Linked DNA regions of Homo sapiens: region 2 is linked to region 1. A link is a contact called in ENCODE Hi-C or POLR2A ChIA-PET data. All regions are on one chromosome and are shown on one strand. Each heading gives the region's core, a stretch centred on a gene start or an enhancer-like site at or near the end of the contact. The rest is flanking DNA. Distances are from core to core; before and after follow the strand shown.

Region 1 (4,700 bases), core at 494-2,993:
TTTGCATTTCTCTAATTAGACATTTTTTATGTGCTTGTTTGCCATCCGTATATCCTCTTCAGTGAAATATCCATTCATGTCTTTTGCCCATTTTCTACCTAGATTGTTTTTCACTGTTGAATTTTGAGAGCTTTTTATGTATTCCAGATACAAGTCCTTCGTCAAATATGTGGCTTGCAGAGATTATCTCCCAGTCTGTATTTTGTTTTGTTCAACCTCTTAACAAGGTCTTTGAAAAGCAAAAATTTCTAATTTTTATGGTTTATTAATTTTTTCTTTTATGAATTGTGCTTTTGGTGTCAAGTCTAAAAATTCTTTACTTATCCCTAGATATCCCAAAGATTTTCTACTATTTTTCCTGGAAGTTTTATATTATGTTTTACATTTAAGTCTGTGATTAGTTTATTTGAAGGCTTTCCTGTTTTCTAATGTAAGAATTAAGTGCTATAAATTTCTCTCTCAGCACTTCTTTAAGGCTATGCCTCACATATTTTGATATGCTGTATTTTCATTTTCATTCAGTCCTATGTATTTTTTTCTTTTGAGACTTCTTCTTTTACCCATACATTACTGAGAAGTATGTTATTGAATTTCCAGTAGTTTAGATATTTTACTTTTTTTTTTTTCCTTTTGAGAGAGGGTCTTACTCTGTCACCCAGGCTGGAGTGCAGTGATACGATCTCAGCTCACTGCAACCTCCACCTCCCGGGTTCAAGTGATTCTCTGACCTCTGCCTCCCGAGTAGCTGCGATTACAGGCGCATGCCACCGTGTCCGGCTAACTTGTATTTTTTGGTAGAGATGAGGTTTCACTGTGTTGCCCAGGCTGGTCTTGAACTCCTGACCTCAAGCGATCTGTGCACCTCAGCCTCCCAAAGTGCTGGGATTACAGACATGAGCCACTGTGTCCTGCCAAGATTTTACTATTATCTTAGTGTTACTGATTTCTGGTTTGATTCCATTATGCTCAGAGAAATACTCTATGATTTCAGTTCTCTTCTGTTTCTTGAAGTTTGTTTTATGATGTAGGATGTAGTTTGTCTTAGTCAGTGTTTCATTGGTGCTTAGAAAAAATATTCTGCTGTTGGGTGGCATGTTCTCTGGGTGTTAATTAGACCAGTGGGCACAGCTTTTCTTCCTGAGGAGCCGGGCTGGGAGAGCCTATTCCCACTGGGCTCTGTGAGACCAGGGTGGGAGGAGGATTGTGATTTTGCCCTTGGCGCCTGGCTGGAGTAGAATGAATATTACTGCAAGTGTTTTCTGATGTTAGGCCATCCTTCTCTTGGTACTTTGGCTAGCGGAGTTGGGCTTTTCTCGGCTTTTTCTGGGGTCGGGTGGTGGGCTGCTCTGGTCCTGTTGGCTGTTCCAGGTTGGAGGCTTCTGCAGCACATTGTCAGGAATCTATGGGGGAAGTAAGGAAGCTTGGAAGCCACCACCCGTTTCTCATGTCTTGAGGGCCCCAGGCAGCCCACCTCCTTTTCCCTCCTATAACATGTAATATACCTGTTAAAAAAAAAAAAAAAAAAAACTAAAAGATTTGTTTTTAAAATATGTTGACATACGAAACACTGAAAGTAAAATGAGAAGGAGCTGCTCTGGAGTGGTGTTGTTGACAGGCAAGCCTGTGTTAGTGGACTGGGTGTAGCTCACCCTGAGGACGTTGGAACAAAGGCTCACGGTTGTCCCAGGAGCCTGCTATTGGAAGATAGTGCTTTAATTAGCACCCAGTGTGGGGCCGGGGCTGATGAAGGAGGAAACATAATCACCATCTGGTGCAGGCCACAAACTGCGAGCTTGTTTCCTAGCATTTATTTTGCGGCTGACTGCATGCAGGATCCTTCCAAAGCGTCTCTCCAGATGCTACTGTGGTGGAAAGTGATGTTCTGACCTTTTTTCCTCCTTCCGTTTTCCCCAAGGTTGACAAATGCTTGATGAAATTTTTATGTGGCTTAAAAAGCTTAGCTTATTAAAGTTTAATAAGAAGGTGGCAGCAGCTAGACTGGTTGAAACCTTTGGCTATTTTAAAAGAGAAGCCATAATATTAGCAAAGGAAAACCAGTGAGTTTAAGGACAGACTCTGATTTTCTCTCACAAACTGTTTTTGTTTTTGTTTTTTGAGACTGGGTCTCACTCTGTCACCCAGGCTGGAGTGCAGTGGCGCGATCTTGGCTCACTGCAACCTCTGCCTCCTCGGCTTAAGCAATTCTCCTGCCTCAGCCTCACACGTAGCTGGGACTAAAGATGTGTGTCACCATGCCTGGCTAATTTTTGTATTTTTAGTAGAGATGGGATTTCACCATGTTGGCCAGGCTGGTCTCAAACTCCTTACCTCATGTGATCCTCCTGCCTCAGCCTCCCAAAGTGCTGGAATGACAGGCATGAACCTCCACACCTGGCCCCCACAAACTGTTATCATGAAGCAGTTCTTCCTGTAGAACATGCTACCAAAGAGATCCATATATTGTAAATAACTTTCTAAGCATAGTAAAATGCTCACAATTGAGAACATTTTGCATGTGATATAAGAATCTAATGCTTTGGCTTTTCAGTTCATGACTAAGTGTCTGTGGTTTGCTCTTCCTGGAAAACTGTCAGAATGTATCTAATTACTATCTATAGGTGTAGATAGTTCAAACTACCACTGATGGTAAACTTAAATGTCGCTGTCAAATTAAGTCACTGATAGTTATTTTACACAAAACGGTAGATGTTTGTTACCTTTATTTTGAATAAATGCTTAAGGATTTTCTGAAAAATGTAAAATGTTTAACAGTTACATGGTTAATATTGCACCTTTAATTTCAAAGTGGTCAAATTTAATTTCTAAAGCAGAACAATGAAATTTTCATTTTACTGTTTAGGAACGGGGCAGATGTAAAATATTCTGCCACTTAATGGACTCCTGAATATTTAGAATGTATTCTTAAAACTTCCCAGTGAAAATGCATGTGCTTTTTAAGGTATTTAAAATTTGTAAAAGCTTCTTGCCATAACATGTGTATATAATATTCTTTGACTTTATAAGTATCTCAGGGTTGCTGAAATGAAATACACTCTTATTGCCCATTTTCATCATGAAAGGTCAGTAGCTAATTGGAGAATGCATTTGCCTGTCAGAATGTGGAAATATATGGAACATTCCTGTGTCAGAGAAAGGTTAAAACTTTGCATGAGTACAGTTAATCTTTGAAAACTGGTGGGTTCAAAAGGTTTTTTTTTTTCTTCCACATTGGAAGAGAGGAAGTATTGTATATACTGCCAAGATTTGTCCTACAGAAAAGGATTATATGGCCCCAAAACAGACTTCTTTTGTCATTTTAGATGGCAGAGTGAATTTTGTTCATTATGTTTCTTAAGGATTAACAATTCCAGAAGAACTGGAAAGGGGAAATAGATGTTTGAGCTGAGAAGTTATTATCTTACCAGTTTTAAAAAAATACTGCAAATACTCTGATACCTTGTTTTTCATGTCCTGCCATTTTGTAAATAAATAACACTTTTCATATACAGAGACTGTATTATATACCTTCTAAATATTACATGTCAGGGGCTTAAGATCTGATTTTTTTAAAGCACAAAATATGCTCTTAAGATCATAGTGTTTGCAAGATAATTCATTTCTATATCCTTGGGGTTTAGCATGGGGCCTGGCACATCACACTGCCTCAGTAAATATTTCAATGAATTCAAGAATGAGCTTACCTTCTGTTGCAATGACAGATGCAGTCAAAATACTGTGTGGTATAGGAGTTATTCTTTGGGGGCAGAGTGATATTACTCTCAGGGAGTCAAGGACACTTCACAGAGAAGGTAGGTTGTGACCTTGGAGCTGAATTTTAAAGGATGAATTAAGACTTCATCAGATGGAGATGAAGGAGAGTCAGGCAAATGGATCATTTTCCACAGAGAGATGAAAGAGTTGAATGACTGAAACATCAGGAATAGTGGGCAGGAGACTTGTGAGTGTTGAGCTGATATTAGATGAATAAATTGTCACTAGACTATGAAGGGCATGAATCACATAAGAAAGTTAGGCTTTATTCTATAATCAATATGGTTTCTGTTGGTGTTGTTGTTGTTGTTTTTCTGAGACAGAGGCTTGTTCTGTCGCCCAGGCTGGAGTACAGTGGCTCGATTAACAGCTCACTGCAAGCTCCGCCTCCCAGGTTCAGACCATTCTCCTGCCTCAGCCTCCTGAGTAGCTGGAATTACAGGTGCCCACCACCAGGCCCGACTAATTTTTGTATTTTTAGTAGAGACGGGGTTTCGCCATGTTGGCCAGGCTGGTTTCAAACTCCTGACCATAGGTGATCCACCCGCCTCGGCCTCCCAAAGTGCTGGGATTACAGGCACGAGCCACCACGCCGGGCCATCAGTACGGTTTTTTAGCAGTGGAGTGATATACAATTCTTTTCTGGTGCGAGAGACTTAGGGAGAAGGAGCTATGAAAAGAGGAAATATTGAAGAGCAAAGGAAGATGATATTAATAAAATAAGGTTATGTAGAGAGGAGAGGAGTGATCTGGGCACAGGCAGATGGTGTCTTGCAAAAGAGTTAACAGAGGCTTCTTTTGAGAAAAAAAAATGGGAAAAAATGGTGGTGAATGAATGAAGGAGGGTGCAGACTACAAGGCACTTTGCATTGGGGAAAGATTTTATACCTAGATTTCACCAGTGTTTACAAAAAGAAAACCCTACTCTG
Region 2 (4,468 bases), core at 1,361-3,860, 49 kb before region 1:
GTCCTATCTGGGGAAAGCAGACCGTTACACAGGTCATAACACGATTATTTAATCATAGTCTTGGGAAAGCATCGGGATGCTGAGAGCATAAATGGCAGAAGAGACTCAGTCTAGGGTGGTCAAGGCGTCCCTGAAGAAATGATGTTTCAGCTGAGACGGCAGCATGAGCAGATATTACACTGAGAGGGGGCAGAAAGGAGGATGTTTCAGTCCAAGGAAATATACACGAAGACTAAAAGGTGCAAAAACTGTGATGTACTTGTGGAATTTGAAAGGAGTTAGAGAGTAAGGGGGAGAGTGGGGCACAGTAGAGTTGAAAAAGTCAGTGTTTTCCAGGCCTTGTTAGGATTTTGGACTTTATATAAGAGGAATGGAAAACTATTGGAGGGATTTTTGTTGGTGTTTTAAGATTTTTTAATTGTGGTAAAATAACGTATAAATTGACCATCTAACTGTTAAGTCATGGTAAGTACATTTCCACTGTTGTGCGACCCATCTACAGAACTCTTTGTCTTGCAAAATGGAAACTCTATACCCATTATACCAGCTGGGTGCAGTGGCTCAGCCTGTAATCCCAGCACTTTGGGAGGCTGAGGTGGGCAGATCACTTGAGGTCACGAGTTCGAGACCAGCCTGGCTAACATGGTGAAACCCCATCTCCACTAAAAATACAAAAATTAGCGTTAGCCAGGCGTGGTGGTGTGCACCTGTAGTCTCAGCTACTCAGGAGGCTGAGGCAGGAGACTCGCTTGAACCCGGGAGGCAGAGGTTGTAGTGAGCCGAGATCACACTACTACACTCCAGCTTGGGCGACACAGCAAGACTCCATCTCAAAAATAAAAAATAAAAACATACCCATTAAATGACAAGACTCCATTACCCCCTCTGCCGCAGCCCCTGCGAACACCACTCTACTTTCTGTCTCTATGAATTCGACTAGGTTAGTTCCTCATAATTTGTAACTGGATTATTTCACTTAGCATATGTCCTCAGGTTCATCTGTGTTGTAGCATGTGTTAAAATACTGTTGAAGAATTTTAACCTGGGGAATAAAGTGACCAGATTTTTAAAAATTAGCACACATTTTTACCAGCTGTAACATACACTGAAAAATACACAACCGTAAGTCTGCAGCCTGATGACTTCCCACAGAATGAACACACTGATGTAGCCATGAACCTAGTGGAGAAGTTGAGTGTGGCCAGCTTTGCAGACCACCTCAGGTCCCTTCCAGTCACGGCTCCTTCCCTCCTCGCTCCCCAGCAGTAACTTCTGTCCTCGCTTTGACACCGTAGTTTATACCTGTTCCTTAACTTATGTGTAAAGGACAGCTTTTTACCTGCAGCACTCTGATACCAAATGTGTGGATTTTCAACATCAATTGGATGTCCTACAGTTTAATTCAATTCTGACACTAACTACCTGGTAAAGTTAGCGCAGACCCCACAGGTAAAGGGCCTAGTCCCACAAAACCGCCCCCTACTTCAGACACCGGTTGTAGGTAGTGGGACAAAGGGTACCCACACATCTGTCTTGACTTGGCTACAATTCAGGAGGTTCCCGTAACGCCCTACTCAGTTTGATAATTTGCTATATAACAGCTCATAGAACTCAGGAAAACACTTTACTTACTGTCCCTGTTATTATAAAGGGTGTTATGTAAGATACAAATTAAGAGCCGGATGGAGAGGTACATAGGGTAAGGTCTGGAAGGGTCCCATGACCAGGAGCTTCTGTCGCGGTATTGCGGGGGTGTAATAATCCTCTTGGCATACGCCTAGCCCAAAGCTACCTGAACCCTGTTGTTTAAAGTTTTTAGGGAGGCTCCATTACACATTACACATGATTTTTTTTTTTTGAGACTGAGTTTCGCTCTGTCACCCAGGCTGGAGCGCAGTGGTACGGTCTTGGCTCAATGCAGCCTCCACCTCCTAGGTTCCGGCAATTTCCTGCCTCAGCCTCCCTAGTAGCTGGAATTACAGGCATGCACCACCATGCCCGGATAGTTTTTGTATTTTTAGTAGAGATGGGGTTTCACCATGTTGGCCAGGCTGGTCTCAAACTCCTGACCTCGGGTGATCCTCCCGCCTCGGCCTCCCAAAGTGCTGGGATTACAGGCGTGAGCCACTGTGCCCACCCCGACACAGACATGATTGATTTAAGTCATTGGCCATTGGATTGGCTCAACCTTTAGCCCCTTGCCCCTCCCCAGAGGTTTGAGGGGCTGGGAGTTGGGCTGAAAGTTTCAGTCCTCTAATTACATGATTGGTTCCTCTGGCAACCAGACCCCATCTTCCAAGAGTCACCTTATTAGCACAGACGCTGGTATGGTTGAAAGGGGCTTATTTTGAATAAGAAAACATGCTCCTCTCACCCCTGTCACTCAGGAAATTACTAACGTGTTAGGAATTCTATGACAGAAACCAGGGATGAAGACTAAATATGTATTTCTTATTATATCACAATATACATGGAATCACGGTATGCCTTCTTGTGACTAGTTTCTTTTGCTCACATCATGTTAGTGAGATGAATTCATGTTACTGCATGTAGCAGTGGTTTTGTCGGTGATCTGCTTTATGAATATGTGGTAGTTATGCATTCTGCTGTCCATGGGCCTGTGGGTTTCCTGCTTTTTGGTGGTTAAGAACAATGCAGTCCAGTCATGAGCATTGTATGTGTCTTTTGTACACATATATACACATTTTATTGGGAATACATTTGAGTGTCCATAAGACACTCTTAAGAGAGGAAGAATTGTCTTCTTTCTCTGAGTCTTCTTTCAAGCCCAACGTGTCCAACATGGTTCATCTTTCCTAATCTTTTCCTCCTCTAGTGTTTGCTGTCTGTCGGTAACACCACCTCTGCCCAGTGTGTTTTGCCAGAAACTGAGGCATTTCCCTCTTTAGACCCCCCACTCCCATATCTAAGTAATTACTGGGTCCTATTGATCCAAACTCCTAAATATCTCTAAAATGTGGTCTGTTTCTCTCCACACCTGTTGCAGCCTCCTCTGGTCTGTGGCTCCCTTCTAGCCCATTCTCTATAGTAACAGGACACAGACTTTCTCTGTTGCACATCCACATGTAGCCCCAGGGTATGCATTAAACTCATAAATGTCATACATACACTATTAGGGTTTTTTTTTTTTTCCCCACAGATACTATCTTAAGGCTCAACACTTAGGCTAAGAGTAACAGCGGGAATAAATCTATATTTCTGATAGTCTTCATGATATTTTCTAGTTTTTTGACTTTCTTTTCCAAATCTGATTGGTGGTGATGGTTTGTTTGTTTTTTTGTTTTTGTTTTTGTTTTTTTTTAAGACCCAGTTTCGCTCTGTCGCCCAGGCCAGAGTACGGTGACACCATCTCAGCTCACTGCAACCTCTGCCTCCCGGGTTCAAGCAATTCTCCTGCCTCAGCCTCCCGAGTAGCTGGGATTAAAGGTGCCCACCACCATGCCTGGCTAATTTTTGTATTTTTAGTAGAGACAGGGTTTCACCCTGTTGGCCAGGGTGGTCTTGAACTCCTGACCTCAGATGATCCACCCACCTCAGCCTCCCAAAGTGAGAGGATTACAGCCATGAGCCACGCACCAGTTGTAATGGTGATGGTTGTTTTTTAACCCTTTATAGTAGCTAAAAAGAGAGAAGTATCAGCTCTACCAGTTTATTTTTGCTGGGGTTTTTAAAAAAAGGCATTTGTCCATTTGATGAGGGACAATTTAGTAAAAAGTGGATCATTTCGTCTGTAAATCCTGTAACTGAGTAGTGTATGGCTATTATACTGTTGGCAGTATTATCTGAAAACAAACGGATGAATGAGAGAGTCACTACCATCCCTGTTGCATTTCAGAAATCCCTCTCTTTATTTAGGACAACTGGTATACCACATGAGACAGACAGACACACAGACACATACGCGTGCGCGCGCGCACACACACACACACACGCACACACACACAAAGTCATCTGACATTCAGGTTGAGGAAAGCAGCCAGTGTTAATCCTTAATTAAATGCCAGTAAAACTTAACTTACTTCTAGCTGGGCATGGTGGCTCAGAGTGACTCCTTCTCAAAGAAAAAAAAAATTGCATTTTTTGTTTGTTTGCTGTTTTTTTTTGTTTTTTTTTTTTTTTTTTTTTTTTTTTTTTTTGAGACAGAACCTCACTCTGTTGCCCAGGCTGGAGTATAGTGGCTCGATCTCAGGGCCTGGCTAATTTTTGTATTTTTAGTAGAGATGGGTTTTCACCATGTTGGCCTCAAATTCCTGGCCTCATGAGATCTGCCCGCCTTGGCCACCCAAAGTGCTGGGATTACAGGTGTGAGCCACCACTCCTGGCCAAAATTTATTTCTTGTTACCAATAACCAGCAGAGTAATTTTTTAAAAACTCAAATACATTTAGGAACACCCATAGATAAAAGATCAATAAAACAAAAATTAAGTCAGTTGTAGTTCTATATGC

The links. Hi-C counts contacts between places; a loop is a spot of excess contacts on that map. ChIA-PET counts read pairs that join two places held with the same protein, here RNA polymerase II (POLR2A). Pooled maps may share reads with other maps.
Region 2: a map of pancreas shows a loop between it and region 1 (2.1-fold over the local background). The contact joins two enhancer-like sites. A Hi-C loop is called at or near these places in 2 of 168 maps with a recorded cell type or tissue (endothelial cell of hepatic sinusoid and pancreas) and 1 of 50 pooled maps. POLR2A ChIA-PET finds 5 or more read pairs at or near these places in 3 of 52 experiments (H1, PC-9 and naive thymus-derived CD8-positive, alpha-beta T cell).

Annotation. Positions count from the first base shown.
Region 1 is chr5:180,004,816-180,009,515 of GRCh38, reverse strand. The region is part of intron 3 of RNF130 (ring finger protein 130); the gene reads left to right. Among named protein-coding and RNA genes, the nearest start is that of MIR340, 8.2 kb to the left of the region's middle. RefSeq lists an enhancer at 1,465-1,966. Within about 2 kb of position 1,743, at least 3 of the 41 ENCODE cell types and tissues checked have a DNase peak (open chromatin) inside an H3K27ac peak, as active enhancers do.
Region 2 is chr5:180,054,938-180,059,405 of GRCh38, reverse strand. All of the region lies in intron 1 of RNF130 (ring finger protein 130), which reads left to right. Among named protein-coding and RNA genes, the nearest start is that of RNF130, 15 kb to the left of the region's middle. Within about 2 kb of position 2,610, at least 2 of the 41 ENCODE cell types and tissues checked have a DNase peak (open chromatin) inside an H3K27ac peak, as active enhancers do.